3 separate regions of the Homo sapiens genome follow, and regions 1 and 2 are each linked to region 3. Evidence: chromatin loops called from intact Hi-C (ENCODE). Cell type or tissue: psoas muscle. All regions are shown on one strand.

Evidence for each region. Hi-C counts contacts between places; a loop is a spot of excess contacts. Peaks named below come from ENCODE experiments on the same cell type or tissue, not always from the same donor. Only the 100,000 strongest peaks of a DNase experiment are listed, where the experiment ranks them.
Region 1: it touches region 3 in a loop (4-fold over the local background); 58 of 110 quality-filtered maps call a loop at or near these places.
Region 2: it touches region 3 in a loop (4-fold over the local background); 20 of 110 quality-filtered maps call a loop at or near these places.

The regions. Positions count from the first base shown.
Region 1 is chr12:116,879,660-116,882,159 of GRCh38, forward strand. It overlaps HRK (harakiri, BCL2 interacting protein), which reads right to left and starts at 1,782. Exons shown (of 2, transcript NM_003806.4): 1 at 1,317-1,782. The coding sequence starts at 1,648. The coding sequence ends at 1,373. RefSeq lists silencers at 311-511, 1,390-1,469 and an enhancer at 1,975-2,500. In psoas muscle, no CTCF peak of the experiment used is centred here; a DNase peak (open chromatin) is centred at 1,432; H3K4me3 peaks cover 2,500 bases; H3K27me3 peaks cover 2,379 bases.
Region 2 is chr12:116,954,362-116,956,861 of GRCh38, forward strand. All of the region lies in intron 4 of FBXW8 (F-box and WD repeat domain containing 8), which reads left to right. Among named protein-coding and RNA genes, the nearest start is that of FBXW8, 45 kb to the left of the region's middle. In psoas muscle, a CTCF peak has its summit at 1,499 (motif pointing left); no DNase peak of the experiment used is centred here; H3K27ac peaks cover 1,796 bases.
Region 3 is chr12:116,701,834-116,704,333 of GRCh38, forward strand. No RefSeq gene overlaps it. Among named protein-coding and RNA genes, the nearest start is that of SPRING1, 35 kb to the right of the region's middle. In psoas muscle, a CTCF peak has its summit at 1,559 (motif pointing right); a DNase peak (open chromatin) is centred at 1,558.

The DNA of each region.
Region 1 (2,500 bases), 180 kb after region 3:
TGCGCGGGCCCACGCGACATCTGTCGCCTGCGGTCCCGGCTCACACCCCGCGCACCCCCGCAGCTCCCTGGGCGCTGCCACCCCCCACGCTCCGGCTGCCGCCTTTCCCCGCGGGCGCAGACGCTCGGGCCTCGCCTTCAGGCGCCGCTCCAACTTCCCAGGGTGTCTGCGGCGCGCGGCGGGGCTCGGGGGCGGGGACCTAAGGGCGGCTGGCTATGTCACCTTCGAGCTTCACCTTCCGGCCCTAGACCCATCTATGGTGGGCTCAGCCTGATTCTCTCTCCCTCATTCTCTGCAGCGCTCCTCGCTACTCCAGGATCCAGAGTAGTAAGACGATGCTTACGCTGTGTGCTTCCTCAAAGCGCCTAGCACAGTGCCAGGCGCACAGCTAGGGCACAATGATCCCCCCACCCCAAGAGCCTAGTACCTTCCTCCCACTGATACCAACCACACTAGGTGCTCAGTACCCACTTCCTGTCCTAAGTTCTCAACACATGACCTCCCTAAACAGTGCCCAGCACCCCGAAGGAGCTCAATAAATGTTCCTTCCTTAAGGCTTCCCATTGGAGTTTCCCTGAAAGCCCCCTATTCCAGCCCACTCCGAGGGCGTCTCCTTCCCGTAGCAGCTACAACCGTCTGGGGAGAAGGAAGCCAAACTCCTTAAACAGGACACCTCACTCGAGAAGGAGCGAAGTTGGCAGGGCAGAGGAAAATTGCAAATGCGCGGAGCTTGGGAAGAAAGATTGGGCCAGCCAGAAACCTGGAGGGGGAGGAAGTCTCGAGATGCGCTTGGGGTGCCAGATAATGGGGATCAGAGATTGGAGAAGTGACACTTAGGGACAAGAGGTTGGGAGCAAAGGTGATGGAGACGGGGGCGACTCAGGAACGGCAAGAGGATTGGAACGGGACCGGGGACCTTTCTTGGAAGTGCGATAGATTTTAAGTATTTGGCGTGGCTTACAACTACATTCCCATAGCAAGCACACTTTTTACTTGCATTGTGTGTTTATTTGTGGGGCTGGTGGGGATTATGGAGGCTGAAGTCCTCCGCAAGCCACTGAGCTATAAGTGAGTAGCAAGATGCGCTTAAGGACTCGCAGAGATGGGGGCAGAAACGGTGGACCTTACACTTGGAAGGGAAGACTGGGGACTGGGTAGAAGAGGAGAGGTGGAGATGCTTGCAAGAGAAGAGAACGGAGGAAGAAGGAGAAGGGAAAAGAAGAAAGCCAAACTTGCCACTCTCCCGCTCCCGGGCCAGCCCAGCGTCTCCAGTGCCCAGCTGCCGCGCCCCGGCTCTCGCTCGCTCGCTCGCGTACCTGTTGCTCGCTCCGGCTGGGTCTCGGCTCCGGCCCCACCAAGAAGCCCCGCGTTCCTACAAGTTCCGCCTGCCGAGCAGCCAGGCCGCCAGCGCCGCCACCTGCGCGGCCGCGCACAGCCAAGGCCAGTAGGTGGGGAGCGCGCCGGGCGCCGGCGCCCTCCGGCTCCGCGCGCGGCGCCGCCACATGGTGCGCTGGTGCAGCTCGTCGCCTAGCGCCTTGAGCCGGGCGGCGGTGAGCTGCGCGGCGGACGAGCGCAGCCCCAGGCGACCCGCGCTGCAGGCGCACACGGCCGGGGGGCCGCGGCCGCGGTGCAGGGGGCACGGGCACATGACCGCTGGCCTCGCTCCCGCCCCGCGCTCGGGCCGCCCCTCGCCTCCTCTCCCTCCGGCCTCTGCGCCCGCTGCCGCCGCGCTCCAGCCGCCGGGGGCCTCCCCTGGACACCAAGTTTCTCCTTGTGTTGTGCGTTTGTTGTGCTGACGGCGCTATTATTAATTAAAGTGTCACATGGTGGAGGGGGGCGGGGAGGGGGGTTACATCATCCGGCCCCCGGGGGTTGGGGGGGGGGCTGCAGGCAGAAGAAACCGAGAGGTAACTTTTAACCCTAGCGGCGCCGGCAGCTAGGGAGCGCGAGGTTTGGGAGACGGGGAGCGCGGCGCGGGGCGGCGCGAGAAGGCTCCCCGCAGCGGAGGTCCTGGGCTTTGGGGGTCTCGGGGGACCCCCGCGGAGGCGCGGAGCGCGAGGGAAGGTTGTTCTCCTTCCCCTTTTCCTGAATTCAGCTCGAGTTCCGATTTGGCGAGGGAAAAAGGCTTGTTTGCCGTTTTGGATGAAGCTGATGCTGAATTCGGCTGCATTATTCAAAAATATTCCGAGGCTGTTGTTTTGTTTGGGGGAGGTGGGTGGATTCAAAATCTTATGGAAGGGTCAGATTACACCCAACTTGCCTCGTTTCAGGTCTGACTTGGCACCTGTAGGCTTTCAGCCTGACCCTAACGTGCCCCCAGCGCCTGGCTAGAAACCTGACCCTAAAGTGCCCCCAGCGCCCGGTGGGAGGCTGGATGGGCCCACCTGAGCTCGCGTGGGGCGCGGACGGAGGCATTCTCGCTGCCCGGCACCCGCACCCAAAAGACCCTCGCAAGGGGCTTTCTAAAGGGAAACTTCTTGTCTGCTTTCTTTGTGAACAT
Region 2 (2,500 bases), 250 kb after region 3:
ATATTTTTCATTACTTTCTTTGACTTGTTGCAAAAACACTTTGGATAATTATACCCCAATTTCCCTATTTATTCCCCTAATAGTGGACATTAAGGTCATTTCCTGTGTTTTGTTATATGTATGTTATGAATATTTTATGTATAGATGTCTGCAAATTTTTCTCCTTTTTAGCATTACAAATCTTTATTTTAAAATGATTAGACACATGCTACTGTAGAAACTTGAAATTCTATATAAGTATATAAAATAAAGAGTTAAAGTTCTCTCATTATCGTCTCCTAGTCTTGCAATCCTGATTGTTTTCCTAGGCTAGAGTCCTGTAAGCAGAATTACTGGATTTAGGGGAATGAATTTTTATTTTCCAGATTAATAAATTATTTAAAAGTGCTTTTGTAGCCCTCAGCTTCTTTGCAATCTAACCTTTTGACTTGAAGTCTCCAAACCATCCCTGCCATCTTCCTGTTAGTGCTGTACATAGTGAGAGCCCGTGCCTCCTGCCCCTCTTCCTTCCTCCCCGTCTAACCTCCCTCCAGCTGGCTCCATCCCAGCCCCACTGTGCTGCACTCTCAGAGGTCACCCGTGATCTTTTGGTCAACAAACCAATAGCCTTTTCTTGGCTCGTCCTCTCCAGCCTCTTGGCAACATTTGGTGCTGTTGACTTTCCCCTCTTGAAATGGGGGGGGGGGGCCCTGTATTAAGCATCTGTATGCCCTCAGAGTCTAACATCTTTCCCAGGACCCAGGAAACTTTGAGCCAAGTGTGTAAGAAAGGAAAACTCCCCTTCGGCGATTCCACACTCTCTGGACTTCCATTACCTCCGTGAGCGCCTTCTCTGGCCCTCGTTCTTGTCTTTCTCTGCTGTCACTTGACCACTTAGCAAGGATATGCAGCAGCGCAGAAAAGACCTGCACCAGTTGTTTTCTTTGTTGGAGAGATAAGTGGACGTGCCTTCAACTGCGACTGAGACATTCAGACACAACTTTTACTTTGCTTTTTCAGCGAAAATTTCTCATTTCTGTAACTTGAGAAAAATTTATGTTCATAAGTCACCAGTCTCTACAGAATCAGTCACCTGTCTTTCTCTCAAAGTTCAGCGCCTGTCTGCATTTGTATCTGTGATCTGCTGGACCTCCTGAAATGCTAGCGAGGTTTAGTGTGTGTTTTCCTTGTGTTTTAGCACAGAGTTTGTCTAGAAAGTTAGTTGATAGTAAGTGCTCAGGAAACATGTCTTTTGTTTGTTTCTTTGATTTATTGTGGTAACAGCTCTTAGAATTTTAGAATGTTTTGAAAATTGTATGTTTATCCTTGAGGAGAAAGAGTAGAAGAAAGGGGCATATGGAAACATCCCTGTTCTGTTTTGTGATGCTTAGACTGTTCTCGTCTTCCTTCTCCCCAGTTGCCCTCTGGAAGTTAAGTGTTGCAATCAGATGACATCATGAGTTCAAAAAAGACAGTATAAAACCTGAGGTGCAGGGCTAGGTGTCGTTTGCCATAAGTAGTGAAGGAGAGCCACCTAGTGAAGAGTGCATCTCAGGTAGAACCAGTAGCTCCTTGGAGGCCTTGTGCCAGCTCTGCTAACCATTAAGCCATTAGCTCACCAGAAGCTTTTATCAGATGCCCAGGAGTATGATGGTGTTTTGCAATAAACTCTCTCCTCATTGTTACTTGAGATTCATAAGGCTAAAGCATTCTAGTTGGCATAAGAAAACACACTTTTCTATTCATATGAGAGGACATTTTCTCTCTTTTGGTTTTAAAAAAAACACCAAGCAACCTGTTTGTGTTGAGGTTTTTTTCATTACTCCTAAATATTTTCTCCCCTGGTTTCCGCCTTTTTAGCATACCGTTCCTGCCTTTGCTGGAAGGAGCAGGGCTGTGTATCCATGCTTCTCTTCTGCCTAGTGTGGTTGGAAGGAGAACTGTATCATTTGCTGCAAACCATTAGCGCTCTTCTTACCCTAAAAACACTCAGTTGTCCCATTTTTGCTTCATTCCTTTTGAGGCAAGTGTGCCCAAGTAGATACAAAACAAAACTGCCCATACCTCTCTAGCAACCAAGTGATCTCTGGCTGCTGCTTCAGCTGCCAGACATGGCCTGATTCAAATATGTTTTTATTTTTCTGAGCCCCATTCATACACCCTGGCGTCAGAGTGAGAGGGTTTGCAGTTCTTTGTAGACAGAGAGCAAAATTTGGAGCTTCAAATTTATATATGTAAAAATTGGTGTCTGAATCTTTGGTTGGTTCAGTTTGCCTGTTGGCCCTTCAGTGGAATTTTATCATTGTTTTACAATTAAGAAGTATTGGAAAATATAATTTTAAACAGGGCAGGCACAGTGGCTCATGCCTGTACTCCCAGCACTTTGGGAGGCCAAGGTGGGTGGATCACTTAGGGTCAGGAGTTTGAGACCAGCCTGGCTAACATGGTGAAACCCTGTCTCTACTAAAAATAGAAAAATTAGCTGGGCATGGTGACACGTGCCTGTAATCCCAACTACTCG
Region 3 (2,500 bases):
AAGACTGAAAGAAAAGTTATAAACACATGCTCTCATTGAACAGTGTTACAAATATTTATTGAAACGACTGAGGCATTTAGGGCAGGATAAAGCAGCTGGGTATGGTAAAAAGAAAAGTGAGTCAAAAGTCAAGGCCGGGCATGGTGGCTCACGCCTGTAATCCCAGCATTTTGGGAGGCCGAGGCGGGGGGATTGTTTAAGTCCAGGAGTTCGAGACCAGCCTGGCCAACATAGCGAAATCCTGTCTCTGCTAAAAATACAAATATTAGCTGGGCATGGTGGTTTGTGCCTGTAGTCCCAGCTACTTGGGGGGCTGAGGCAGGAGGATCACTTGAACCTTGGGAGGTTGAGGCTGCAGTGAGCCGTGATCGCACCACTGCACTCCAGCCTGGGTGAAGGAATGAGACCCTGTCTCAAAAAAAAAAAAACAAAAAAGTCAACATACAGAATGATTGATCTTTTTGATTCATTCACTAAATACTTATTAAAATATCTCCTGAGCATAAGATGGTATCCTGGGTACTGATGATTTCACTCCCTAGCTAGTCTATCATTCCATTATTATTATTATTATTATTATTATTATTATTATTATTATTATTTTCAGATGGAGATTCACTCTTTTCACCCAGGCTGGACTGCAGTGGCATAATCTCTGCTCACTGCAACCTCCACCTCCCAGGTTCAAGCGATTCTCCTGCCTCAACCTCCCGAGTAGCTGGGATTACATGTGCATGCCACCAGCCCTGGCTAATTTTTGTATTTTTAGTAGACATAAGGTTTCCCATGTTGGCCAGGCTGGTCTCCAACTCCTGACCCCAAGTGATCCGCCCGCCTTGGCCCCTCAAAGTGCTGGGATTACAGGTGTGAGCCACTGCACCTGGCCTATCATTCCTTGAAAAATACAAAGTTGCTGCTGTTCTAGAAAACAATCAAAGGTCAATCATTTGTCTTTTCAGGGCCTCCTCTTCTCATCAGCAGGCAGGGACAGTGCATCGACCCAGAGGCCTGGGAGAGGCAGGAATAATGATGCGCCAGAGAGAATTCTGGCTTCGGGAGAATCAGAGACTTAACAAATATAATGCTGACAATATGACCATTATGACACAAGAAACTATTTGTATCCATTGTCCTTTCCTCGCCTGAAATAACCTATTGCTTCCTACTCGGTGATGACATTTTTCAGGCACCAAGAGTTGCCCGTGGAACAAGAAGTACATAAACTTCCTTGCTTTGTAGAAAACAGATTCCGTTTTATAAGTGGTTTAGTATTTAGACACTACCTCCAAAGGTTGGGAAGGCCCTTACAAAGCAACAGGAGTCGGCCAGAATGAAAAGAATCAGCCGATGGCTGGGAGGCGGAGGCTTCAGTGAGCCGAGATCGCACCACTGCACTCCAGCCTGGGCGACAAAAGTGAGACTCCATCTCAAAAAAATAAAAATAAAAAAATAAAAATAAATAAAGGAATGATAGACTTGCCAATCTGCCTTGGAGAAGCAACAGACGGCTAAATCGTAGGGTTCCTGGCATTGCATTTGCCCACATTTGCCAGCAGATGGCGACGTGATCCTGCAATGTTGCATTAGTGCAACCCCGGGCAATGAAAGGTCAGGGACAGGGCACCTGAAGCTGGCTACTTGGAGACTTGGGAACCTCATCTATTGCTTTGCAGAGGTCCGAACACCACTAAACACATTTGGGAGGGAGGAACAGAGGAAGGTCGACCAATGACGTGTTTAAAACAGCTGCAAGGATCGGATGAAATTTGCAATTGGCTTGAGCTTGAACTCCAGATAATCTCCAGAATAAAGACATGGGGGTGGGAGTTAAAACAAAGAACTTGATGCAAATTAGGGTCAAACAATGATCCCCTTATGGCACATCCATTCCAAGGAATATCTTCAGTCATTAGAAAACCAAGTGGTGGTCTGAGCACGGTGGCTCATGCCTGTAATCCCAGGGCTTTGAGAGGCTGAGGCAGGCAGATCACTTGAGGCTGATTCAAAACCAGCCTGGCCAACATGGCAAAACCCCATCTTTACTAAAAACACAAAAATTAGCCGGGCATGGTGGCATGCACCTGTAATCCCAGCTACTCTGGAGGCTGAGGCAGGAGAATCTCTTGAACCTCAGAGGCAGAGGTTGCAGTGAGCTGAGACCACACCACTGCACTCCAGCCTGGGTGACCCAGTGAGACTCTGTCTCAAAAAAAGAAAAAAAGAAAAAAAAATTAGACAAATTGAACTTCATCAAAATTAAACTTCTATGCTTCCAAGAACGCCATCAAAAAAGTGAAAAAAACCAACCACAGAAAGGGAGGAAATATTTGCAAATCTGATCTAGAATATATAAAGAATTCTAACAACTCAAAAATGAAAAGACATAAAAGCTAATTTTAAAATGGGCAAAGGATTTAGATACATCTCTCTCCAGAGAAGATACACAAATGGCCAATAAGCACATGAAAAGATGTTCAACATCATCAGCCATCAGAGATGT